Linked DNA regions of Homo sapiens: regions 2 and 3 are each linked to region 1. Evidence: chromatin contacts called from ENCODE Hi-C or POLR2A ChIA-PET data. All regions are on one chromosome and are shown on one strand. The core of a region is the stretch at or near the end of the contact, and the rest is flanking DNA. Distances in the headings are between cores, read along the strand shown.

The links. A loop is a pair of places that touch in the nucleus more often than their neighbours do. ChIA-PET counts read pairs that join two places held with the same protein, here RNA polymerase II (POLR2A). Pooled maps may share reads with other maps.
Region 2: a loop to region 1 is called in a pooled map, with 2.5 times the contacts of the local background. The contact joins two enhancer-like sites. A Hi-C loop is called at or near these places in 1 of 50 pooled maps. POLR2A ChIA-PET finds 5 or more read pairs at or near these places in 2 of 52 experiments (HepG2 and activated CD8-positive, alpha-beta memory T cell).
Region 3: a loop to region 1 is called in a pooled map, with 4 times the contacts of the local background. The contact joins two enhancer-like sites. A Hi-C loop is called at or near these places in 1 of 50 pooled maps. POLR2A ChIA-PET finds 5 or more read pairs at or near these places in 3 of 52 experiments (B cell, H1 and activated CD8-positive, alpha-beta memory T cell).

Annotation. Positions count from the first base shown.
Region 1 is chr12:122,645,094-122,648,341 of GRCh38, forward strand. No RefSeq gene overlaps it. Among named protein-coding and RNA genes, the nearest start is that of MIR9902-1, 49 kb to the right of the region's middle. RefSeq lists enhancers at 2,050-2,119, 2,210-2,269. Within about 2 kb of position 1,843, at least 3 of the 41 ENCODE cell types and tissues checked have a DNase peak (open chromatin) inside an H3K27ac peak, as active enhancers do.
Region 2 is chr12:122,026,969-122,030,503 of GRCh38, forward strand. All of the region lies in intron 1 of BCL7A (BAF chromatin remodeling complex subunit BCL7A), which reads left to right. Among named protein-coding and RNA genes, the nearest start is that of BCL7A, 6.9 kb to the left of the region's middle. RefSeq lists enhancers at 2,549-2,668, 2,749-2,848. Within about 2 kb of position 1,879, at least 10 of the 41 ENCODE cell types and tissues checked have a DNase peak (open chromatin) inside an H3K27ac peak, as active enhancers do.
Region 3 is chr12:123,277,015-123,280,435 of GRCh38, forward strand. No RefSeq gene overlaps it. Among named protein-coding and RNA genes, the nearest start is that of CDK2AP1, 6.9 kb to the left of the region's middle. Within about 2 kb of position 1,402, at least 3 of the 41 ENCODE cell types and tissues checked have a DNase peak (open chromatin) inside an H3K27ac peak, as active enhancers do.

The sequences.
Region 1 (3,248 bases), core at 593-3,092:
TTTAAAGGGACCACGCTCTTCCCCTCCCAGCACTCCCATATCAGTGCAACCACTATGGAGAAGTTTGGAGGTTCTTTAACAAACTTAAAATAGAGCTACCATATGATCCAGCAATCCCACTACTGAGTGTATACCTAGAAGAAAGGAAATCAGTATATGGAAGAGATAGCTGCACTCCATGTTTATTGCAGCCCTATTCACAATAGCTAAGACTTGAAGAGACCTAAGTGTCCATCAACAGATAAAGAAAATATGCTACATATACACAATGGAGTACTATTCAGCCATAAAAAAGAATAAGGTCCTGTCATTTGCAACAGCATGGATGAAACTGGAGGTCATTCTGTTAAATGAAATAAGCCAGGTACAGAAAGACAAACTTCACAAGCTCTCACTTATTTGTGAGAGCTAAAAATTGAAACAATCGAACTCATGGAGATAGAGAGTAGGATGGTTACTAGAGGCTGGGAAGGGTAGTGGAGTTGGGGGAGGAGGGGGACGTGGGGATGGCTAATGGGTACAGAAAATAGAAAGAATGGGCGGGGCACGGTGGCTCATGCCTGTAATCCCAGCACTTCAGGAGGCCGAGGCGGGTGGATCACCTGAGGTCAGGGGTTCAAGACCAGCCTGGCTAACATGGTGAAACCCCGTTTCTACTAAAAATACAAACAATTAGCTGAGCGTGGGGGCACGTGCCTGTAATCCCAGCTACTCGGGAGACTGAGGCAGGAGAATCGCTTGAACCCAGGAGGCAGAGGTTGCAGTGAGCTGAGATCACGCCATTGCACTCCAGCTTGGGCAACAAGAGTGAAACTCCGTCTCAAAAATAATAATAATAATAATAATAAAATAGAAAGAATGAATAAGACCTGGTATTGATAGCACAACAGAGTGACTATAGTCAACATAATTTAATTGTACATTTTAAAATAACTAAAAGAGTATAACTGAATTGTTTGTAACCCAAAGGATAAATGTTTAAGGTGATGGACACCCCATTCACCCTGATGAGATTATTACGCATGGCATGCCTGTGTCAAAATATCTCATGTATCCCATAAATATATACACCTACTATGTACCTAAAAGTTAAAAATTAAAAATTAACAACAAAAGGCTGGCACGGTGGCTCACAGCTATAATCCCAGCACTTTGGGAGGCTGAGGCAGGTGGATCACTTCAGGTCAGGAGTTTGAGACCAGCCTGGCCAACATGGTGAAACCCCATCTGTACTAAAAATACAAAAATTAGCTGGGCGTGGTGGCGCGTGCCTGTAATCCCAGCTACTGGGGAGGCTGAGGCAGGAGAATTGTTTGAACCTGGGAGGCGGAGATTGCAGTGAGCCAAGATTGCACCATTGCACTCCAACCTGGGCAACAGAGCAAGACTGTCTCAAAAATAAATAAATAAACAAAAATACAAATTAACAACAAAAAAAAAGACTCTCTGGTCAGACTTTTTCACTCCCTGTCTTGTATCCGGGATACAATTCTCTGCACGTTTCATGCTGTTTCAAGTCTTTGCTCCCCTTCCCTCTTTGCCTAACTAACTCCCACTCCCTCTTTATGACATGATAGTTACTTAATATCCAAGTTCCTGGAATTGCTTGAAACTGTCTCATTTAATATGAATATACATATATGTAGGAAGCATTAGGACATTCCTTATATTCAAAGAGCTAATGTAATGAATCAGGAGGAAATGTTATTACCTCAAAACCAAATGATTGTCAACTCATGTTTTCTGATGTTATTTAGGTAGGCTTGGTAACTTGGTTATATCTTAAAAGGGTACATTACTCATAACCCACATTATATTTCATACCTCAAAAGAAGAAGTGGTAATTTACAAAACTTCATCCCTCCCCCTTCCCCGTGGTGCCATGTGCTTGGCAGTTGGTGTTTTGGTCAGATCTAAGAAAAGTTTCATCATCAAGCAGTATGAACACATGTGCCGGTGAATCTCTGTCTCCCTTTTTTTTAATGACTCATAACCGGCCACAGGGTACCACATTTAGGGTGACAGCTCTACCATTCACGAGTTTGGCATGTAAACACAAGATCCCCACGTGCAGATCTATTGATGGGTGGTCTTTTCTCAGAAAGGTACATTCTTCTGGCTCGGTCTAGATTACCGGTGGGATTTTTCTATGTTTCATTTTTACTTCTGTGCTTTCGGAAGGACAAAGGGAAGCTGACAGCGAGGGTGAAATGAAAACGTAAGTGATAAGGGTTGTAAGAAACAATGAAAAAGATGTTTTTTGTTGGCTTTTTTTTTTTTTTGGAGATGGAGTCTCACTCTGTCCCCCAGGCTGGAGTGCAATGGCGTGATCTTGGCTCACTGCAACCTCCACCTCCCGGGTTCAAGCGATTCTCCTGCCTCAGCCTCCCAAGTAGCTGGAATTACAGGCATGTGCCACCACACACGGCTAATTTTTAGTAGAGACAGGGTTTCGCCATGTTGGCCAGGCTGTTCTTTAACTCCTGACCTCAAGTGATCCACCTGCTCTTGGCCTCCCAAAGTGCTGGGATTACAGGTGTCAGCCACCATGCCTCGCCAAAACAACAGAAGTTTATTTTCTCATAGTTCTGGAGGCCAGAAGTCAGCAATCAAGCTGCCAGCAGATCCACACTCTCTCCAAAGTCTCTAGGGGAGGATCCTTCTCTGTCTTTTCCAGGCATCCCCTGGCTCATGGCCACGTCACTCCAATCACTGCTTCTGTCTTCATGTGGACTTCTTCTCTGTCTGGCCTCTTCTGTCTCTTCTAAGGACACTGTCATTGCCCACCCTAATCCTATATGATCTCATCTTGATCCTTATCTTAATTCCATCTGCAAAGACCCCATTTCCAAATAAGGTCACCTTCTGAGGTTCCCGGAAGACATGAATTTAGCAGAGGGCACTCTTCAACCTTCAACCTACTACAACCTCCTTTCTCAATTTCCACTGCTTCTGCCTTTGGGTGAAGTATAGAATCCTTTAAATAACAGTGTGCTTTCTGTGTAGTTATTGATTAGAAATAATCTGGCCAGACACAGTCGCCCACGCCTGTAATCCCAGCACTTTGGGAAGCCAAGGTGGGAAGATTATGCGAGCCCAGGAGTTTAAGACCAGCCTGGGCAATATAATGATACCCCATCTCTAATAACAATGATGATGATAATAATAATAAATAGAAGTAATAATCATAAGTTTTACTGAAGTCAACTAACATACAGAAAAATACAGAAATTATAATAGACTTTCAT
Region 2 (3,535 bases), core at 629-3,128, 620 kb before region 1:
TTCCTTTCCTCCCAGAAGCTCAAGTGTAATGGGAAGGGAAAGGTGTTGAAGTCAGGGTAAGGTGACGGGGCCGCCAAGACAGGAGGCGCGGGGCACACCCAGGGCCAGCTTTGCAGCAAGTTGGGCTGCAGCCTGGTGGTTGTGGGGATTTCTGCACCTGGTGCTTACAGGTGTCAAGAGTGAGGGCATCTGAGGGGGGCCAGAGAGCCCATCTGGGGCAAGCTGTCGCTCCCTGGGGCATGTGGGCCCAGGTCATGTTTTCAAGAGTAGCCAGAAGTCTGGATTCTTATGCAAAGCCTGTTTTGTTGTTTGTTTGTTTGTTTGTTTGAAGTTTGGCAGCAGATTTAACATTTTTAAAGTACTGTGCAGGCCAAACAAAACACGCCTGTTGACTGGTTGTTTGCCATCCTAAATATAAAGTGGGGCCCATGTGTGGTGGCTCACACCTGTAATCCCAGCATTTTGGGAGGCCAAGGCAGGAAGATCACTTGAGCCCAGGAGGTCGAGGCTGCAGTGAGCAGTGATCGCACCACCGCACTCCAGCCTGGGCAACAGAGGGAGACCTTATCTCAAAAAAATAACAAATAGGCTGGGCACAGTGGCTTATACCTGTAATTCCAGCACTTTGGGAGGCCAAGGCGGGTGGGTCACCTGAGGTCAAGAGTTTGATGTCAGCCTGGCCAACATGGTGAAACCCGTCTCTACTAAAAATACAAAAATTAGCCGGGCGTGGTGGCATGTGCTTGTAGTCCCAGCTACTCAGGAGGCTGAGGCAGGAGAATCGCTTGAACCCGGGAGGCGGAGGTTGCAGTGAGCCGAGATTGTGCCACTGCACTCCAGCCTGGGCCACAGAGCAGGAGTCCGTCTCAAAAAAATAAAAAAAATAAAAAAATAAGAAAGTGATGAGTATAGCTTAATACCCTCATTGGGGAAGAGGAGCAACGCCCTTTTTTGGGGAGGGGTATGTGTTCTGTGGTGATGGTTTTGGGGGGCAATTGTGGGAAACCTCAGCTGCTCCGCTGAACCCGTGTGCCCACCCAGTGTGTCTGTGGCTGTGAAATCCCATGTCCTCCTGGGTGCTCACTTGGTGCCTTAAACTTGAGCTCCATGGCCCCTCCGGGTGGCTGCTTAGCTGAGCATAGGTCCAGCTCAGAGGTAGAATTCTTAATGTTCTTGCCTCTGTCCCAGAGTCCCCTCAATGTCCACACCTAGAAATACAGTTTCTCATCACTGGGGTAACTTGAGAACTCGGTGAAGAGGTTGCCAGTTGGGGCAAAGAGAGGCACGAAAGCCTGGCTGCATTCAGCTTGTAGCCTGCGGTGGCCTCGAGCCTCGCTGGGAAGCAGCTGCAAACTTGCATCTTGGCTGATTTGCGGCCGCAAAGCCCAGATCTCTGGCACACTTTCTGCCCTGAAAGGTGTCCTGTGTGTTACAAGTCAATTACTTTTTTTTTTTTTTCCCAAACACAATCAAACCTTGAATGGGTTGATTTACTGGGAAGCTGGTCCAGGGCTCATGAGTAATGAATGGCTTTGGCCAATCTGCATGGAGTCCTGGCAATTTGTCATTCTTCCTCCAGCTTCTGTTACCCTGGCGCTCCTTTAGAATGATTCTTGGTTTTCATGGCCAACAGAATAGCAGGAGGTGGTGTCTGGGGTCCGAGCCCAAATCTAATTCTCTTCTGCCACTTCCTGTCTGTGAGACCCCAAGCTAGTGGTATAACCTCTCTGGGCATCCTGTTTCTGCATCTGTAAAAAGGGTGACAATCGTCCCCCTCTTGTAGCCTGTTGGGAATCCCAGGGAGAGAGGGTGTGTAAGTAGAGTGCTTGGCGTGGAGCCTGGCATGTAATAGCCTGGGCACACAGTGGCTATTGTGATGGTTGCTCTAACAACTGAGGTTCTTCCCAGGAGCACTCGGTCTCTTCTGGACACCTTCTGATTGCTCAGAATTGAGGAGGGGAAAGGTGGGCATTGTGGTTTGTCTGCTCTGCCCACAGGAGGCAGGAGACGGGCCAGTGGACTTAGACACTCGTCTTTCCTGCATCGTTTCTGGGTGAAAAGGTGCAAGGAGGAGGGAGCAGAGAGGCTGGTCTCAACAGCTGTGCTGGGTGAAGGGTTCGAGTGCTGGCTCTGGGAGAATGAGTTCACCTTCACCGCCCTGTGCCTCGGTTTCTTTATCTGTCAAATGGGGAAGTTGCCATTTCCTGCCGGATGAGCCGGCACAGTCCTTGGTACATAGAAGGCGCTAGGAATGGCCACTGGTATAATAAGAAAAGCCGGGCCGTAGCGTCCTCTGATGGAACACGTGGGACCCGAGCGGGCAGGGTTTTTGGGGGTGAGGTGTCTGTGGTTTCGGCTGGCTGGGTTTGAGTATGCTCCGTCATCCCGCAACCCCCGTGGTGACAGGGTGGGAGTCCTGTAACCTGTCACACCAGCATGTGAGGGCCACATGCCCCACGAGGGGGTGATCTAAGGCTGAGTTTGGGCAGAGAGGCCAAAAAAAGGTGCCAGGCAGCTCACGGACAGAGGTGCTCGTGCCACACAGAATTCTCAGTTCTGGGAATTTTTGTCACCAAAATTGCTGAGGACTCGGGCAGCTACGTCGCCTGTACCAGGGGTGCGCCTGCCCCAACAGTGCCTGCTGGGCCCCTTAAATCCGCCAGCCTCCTAGCTGAGCCATCAGTGGCTCCTTGGTGGCCTCGCAGGTCTCCTGATCTGGCAGAGTCTTGATTTAGGAGCCTCGGTTCCAACCCCAGCCCTGCTTCTGGGAGGCTCTCCTGAGCCTCAGTCCCCTCAGGGGTGTGGCTGCTGGGTCTTCGTGGCGGTAAGGGACAAGTCGGAGTGCAGGGGGTCAAGGACAGGAGGTGGCTGGCTGTAGCAATAATCGGAAAAATGACAGTGGCTCGGAGCAGAGTGGTGGTGGTGGAGGAGAGGGTGGGCATTGTTATCTCGAATGAAAACCAGTCCTGTTTGCTTCTGTGGCTTGTAAGTTTCTCCTCATCCATAAACCTGCCTCTCACAGTGGGGGGTCTGGACTCCGTCCTTCAGGCGTTTGTAATGCAGCTGGGGTGACCTTGCAGACAGGGTCACTAGGAGCCCTGAATCAGGGGTGCAGTTCCCCTCCCACCTGGCTGCACCCACACATTCAGGCTGTGTAACCTCCTTTCGGGCCGAGGTCACCACTCCCTGGCTCTCCTTGGCCGCCACGAAGGGCATTCTTCCGGCAGAGTGTGGGCGGCTCCCCGGCTTGCCTGCTCATGCCTCCCCTGACCTCAGACGCATCGCCCAGAGGGCAGGAGGAGCCCCGGGGTGTCCTTGGTGACGACTCCACCCCCCATGAGAGGAATCGGCCTGCTGGCCTGAAGCCCTCTCTGCTGCCCAGACAGGCGCGGGTGGCCCAGTCCACTGGCTGCGTGGCATTGGCAGTGACACAGGAGGAACCTGGGCCCGACTCGTGCCACCCATAGGAGTCCTTGTAATGGCAGCCCCACCCTCAGCCTTTTTGGCGACAGCCTGGAGAGGGCAACCACCCTAT
Region 3 (3,421 bases), core at 152-2,651, 630 kb after region 1:
TCTGTCGCCCAGGCTGGAGTGCAGTGGCAGGATCTCAGCTCACTGTAAGCTCTGCCTCCCAGGTTCACGCCATTCTCCTGCCTCAGCCTCCTGAGTAGCTGGGACTACAGGTGCCCGCCACCACACCCAGCTAATTTTTTTTGTATTTTTAGTAGAGACGGGGTTTCACTGTGTTAGCCAGGATGCTCTCGATCTCCTGACCTTGTGATCCGCACTCCTCGGCCTCCTAAAGTGCTGGGATTACAGGTGTGAGCCACTGCGCCTGGCCTATTTATTTTTTATTTTATTTTATTTATTTATTTATTTATGTTTGTTTTTTAGAGGGAGTTTCGCTCTATCGCCCAGGCTGGAGTGCAGTGGCATGATCTCAGCTCACTGCACTTGCCTTCTGGGTTGAAGTGACTCTCATCCCTCAGTTTCCTGAGTAGCTGGGATTATAGGCGCCCGCCACCATGCACAGATAATTTTTGTATTTTTAGTAGAAATGGGGTTTCACCATATTGGCCAGGCTGGTCTCAAACTCCTCGCCTCAAACGATCTGCCTGCCTTGGCCTCCCAAAGTGTTGAGATTACAGGTGTGAGCCACTGTGCCTGGCCTATTTATTTATTTATTTGAGACGAAGTCTTGCTCTGTCACCCAGGCTGGAGTGCAGTGGTGCAATTTCGCGTCACTGCAAACTCCGCCTCCTGGGTTCGAGAGATTGTCCTGCCTCAGCCTCCCGAGTAGCTGGACTACAGGAGCCCGCCACCATGCCCGGCTAATTTTTATATTTTTAGTAGAGATAGGGTTTCACCATGTTGGTCAGGCTGGTTTCAAACTCCTGACCTAGTGATCCACCCTCCTCAGCCTCTACTAAAAACACAAAAATTAGTTGGGCATGATTCCAGGTGCCTGTAATCCCAGTTACTTGGGAGGCTGAGGCAGGAGAATCGCTTGAACCTGGGAGGCAGAGGTTGCAGTGAGCCAAGATCCTGCCACTGCACTCCAGCCTGGGTGATGGAGCAAGACCCTGTCTCAAAAAAAAAAAAAAATTAATTAAATAAAATAAAAAGAAACTTCATACCCGGTAGTAGTCACTTCTCATTCCTCATTCTCTCCAGCTTTAGGCAACTACTAATTTAGTTGGATTTCCTATTCAGGACATTTCCTGTAAATAGAATGGTACGCTATGTGGCCTTTTGTGTCTGGCTTCTTCCACTTGCCATAAATAATGTTTCAAGGTTCATCCATGTTGTAGCAGGTGGCATTCCAGCACTTCCTTCCTCTTCAGGGCTGAATATTCCATGGTATGAATGTACCCCATTTTGTTTATCCATTAATCAGTTGATTGACATTTGAGTTATTTGTACTTTTTGGCTATGATGGCTATGACGAAGAGTGCTGCTGTCATCATTTGTGTACAAGCTTTTGTGAGAACATGTTTTCAGTTCCTTTGGTTTTATACTCAGAAATGGAGTTGGTGGGTCAAATGATAACTCTGTTTCACTTTTTGAGGAACTGCCAAACTGCTTTCCATAGTGAAACTGCACTTTTTTTTTTTTTTTTTTTTTTAAGAGACAGAGTCTCTGTCACCCAGGCTGGAGTGCAATGACATGATCCTAGCTCCCTGCAACCTCGAACTCTTGGGCTCAAGCAATCCTCCTGCATCAGCCTCTCAAATAGCTTGGACTACAGGCATAGGCTACCACAACTGGCTAATTTTTGTATTTTTTTAAATTTCTTTTGAACAAATGTATTACTCCAGAATTTTTTTTTTTTTTTTTTAAGGAACAGGGGGCTGGTCTTGAACTCTTTTTTTTTTGAGACCAAGTCTCACTCTGTCACCCAGGCTAGAGTGCAGTGGTACGATCTCGGCTCATGGCAATCCCCACCTCCCAGGTTGAAGTGATTCTCCTGCCTCAGCCTCCCGAGTAGCTGGGATTACAGGCATGCGCCACCACACCTGGCTAATTTTTGTATTTTTAGTAGGGGTGGGGTTTCACCATGTTGGTCAGGCTGGTCTCGAACTCCTGACCTCAGGTGATCCCCTGCCTCGGGCTCCCAAAATGCTGGGATTACAGGTGTGAGCCACCCACCCAGCCTCACCCATTTTATTTGAAGAGTTTTGTTTTGTTTTGTTTTGTTTTGTTTTGTTTTTTAGATGGAGTATCTCTCTGTTGCCCAGGCTGGAGTGCAGTGGTGTGATCTTGGCTCACTGCAACCTCCACCTCCAGGGTTCAAGCCATTCTCCTGCCTCAGCCTCACGAGTAGCTGGGACTACAGGCACGTGCCACCACGCTCGGCGAATTTTTTGAATTTTTAGTAGAGACGAGGTTTCACCATGTTAGCCAGGATGGTTTTGATCTCCTGACCTTGTGATCTGCCCGCCTCAGCCTCCCAAAGTGCTGTATTACAGGTGTGAGCCACCACGCCTGGCCTAGGTGTTTGTTTTTTGTTTTGTTTTGTTTTTGAGATGGAGTTTCGCTCTTGTTGACCAGGCTGGAGTGCAATGGTGGGATCGCAGCTCACCGCAACCTCTGCCTCCCAGGTTCAAGCAATTCTCCTGCCTCAGCCTCCCTAGAAGCTGGGATTTACAGGCACGTGCCACCATGCCCGGTTAATTTTGTATTTTTAGTAGAGATGGCATTTCTCCATGTTGGTCAGGCTGGTCTCGAACTCCCGACCTTGGGTGATCTGCCCGCCCCAGCCTCCCAAAGTGCTGGGATTACAGGCATGAGCCACTGCGCCAGGCCCCTAGTTTTGTTTTCTTTTTTTTTTTTTTTTGAGACAGAGTCTCACTCTGTCACCCAGGCTGGAGTGCAGTGGCGCGATCTCGGCTCACTGCAAGCTCTGCCTCCCAAGTTCACGCCATTCTCCTGCCTCAGCCTCCTGAGTAGCTGGGACTACAGGCGCCCGCCACCACGCCCGGCTAATTTTTTGTATTTTTTTTTAGTAGAGACAGGGTTTCACCGTGTTGGCCAGGATGGTCTCCATCTCCTGACCTTGTGATCCGCCGCCTTGGCTGCCCAAAGTGCTGGGATTACAGGCATGAGCCACCACGCCCGGTCTCTATTTCTGTTTTTAAAACGAGTCTTGCCCTGTTGCCCAGGTTGGAGTGCAATGGCATGATCTTGGCTCACTGCAACCTCTGCCTTCTGGGTTCAAGTGATTCTCCCACCTCAGCCTCCCAAGTAGCTGGGATTACAGGCACCCGCAATCGTGCCCGGCTAATTTTTGTATTTTTGTAGAGATGGGGTTTCACAATGTTGGCCAGGCTGGTCTTGAACTCCTGACCTCAGGTGATTCACCTGCCTCAGCCTCCTAAAGCATTTTTAGTTATTTTTTGTATATGGTGTGAGATGGATCCAAATTCATTCTTTACATGTGCATATCAGCACTTTTTTTTTTTTTTCGAGATGGAGTCTCACTCTGTCACCCAGA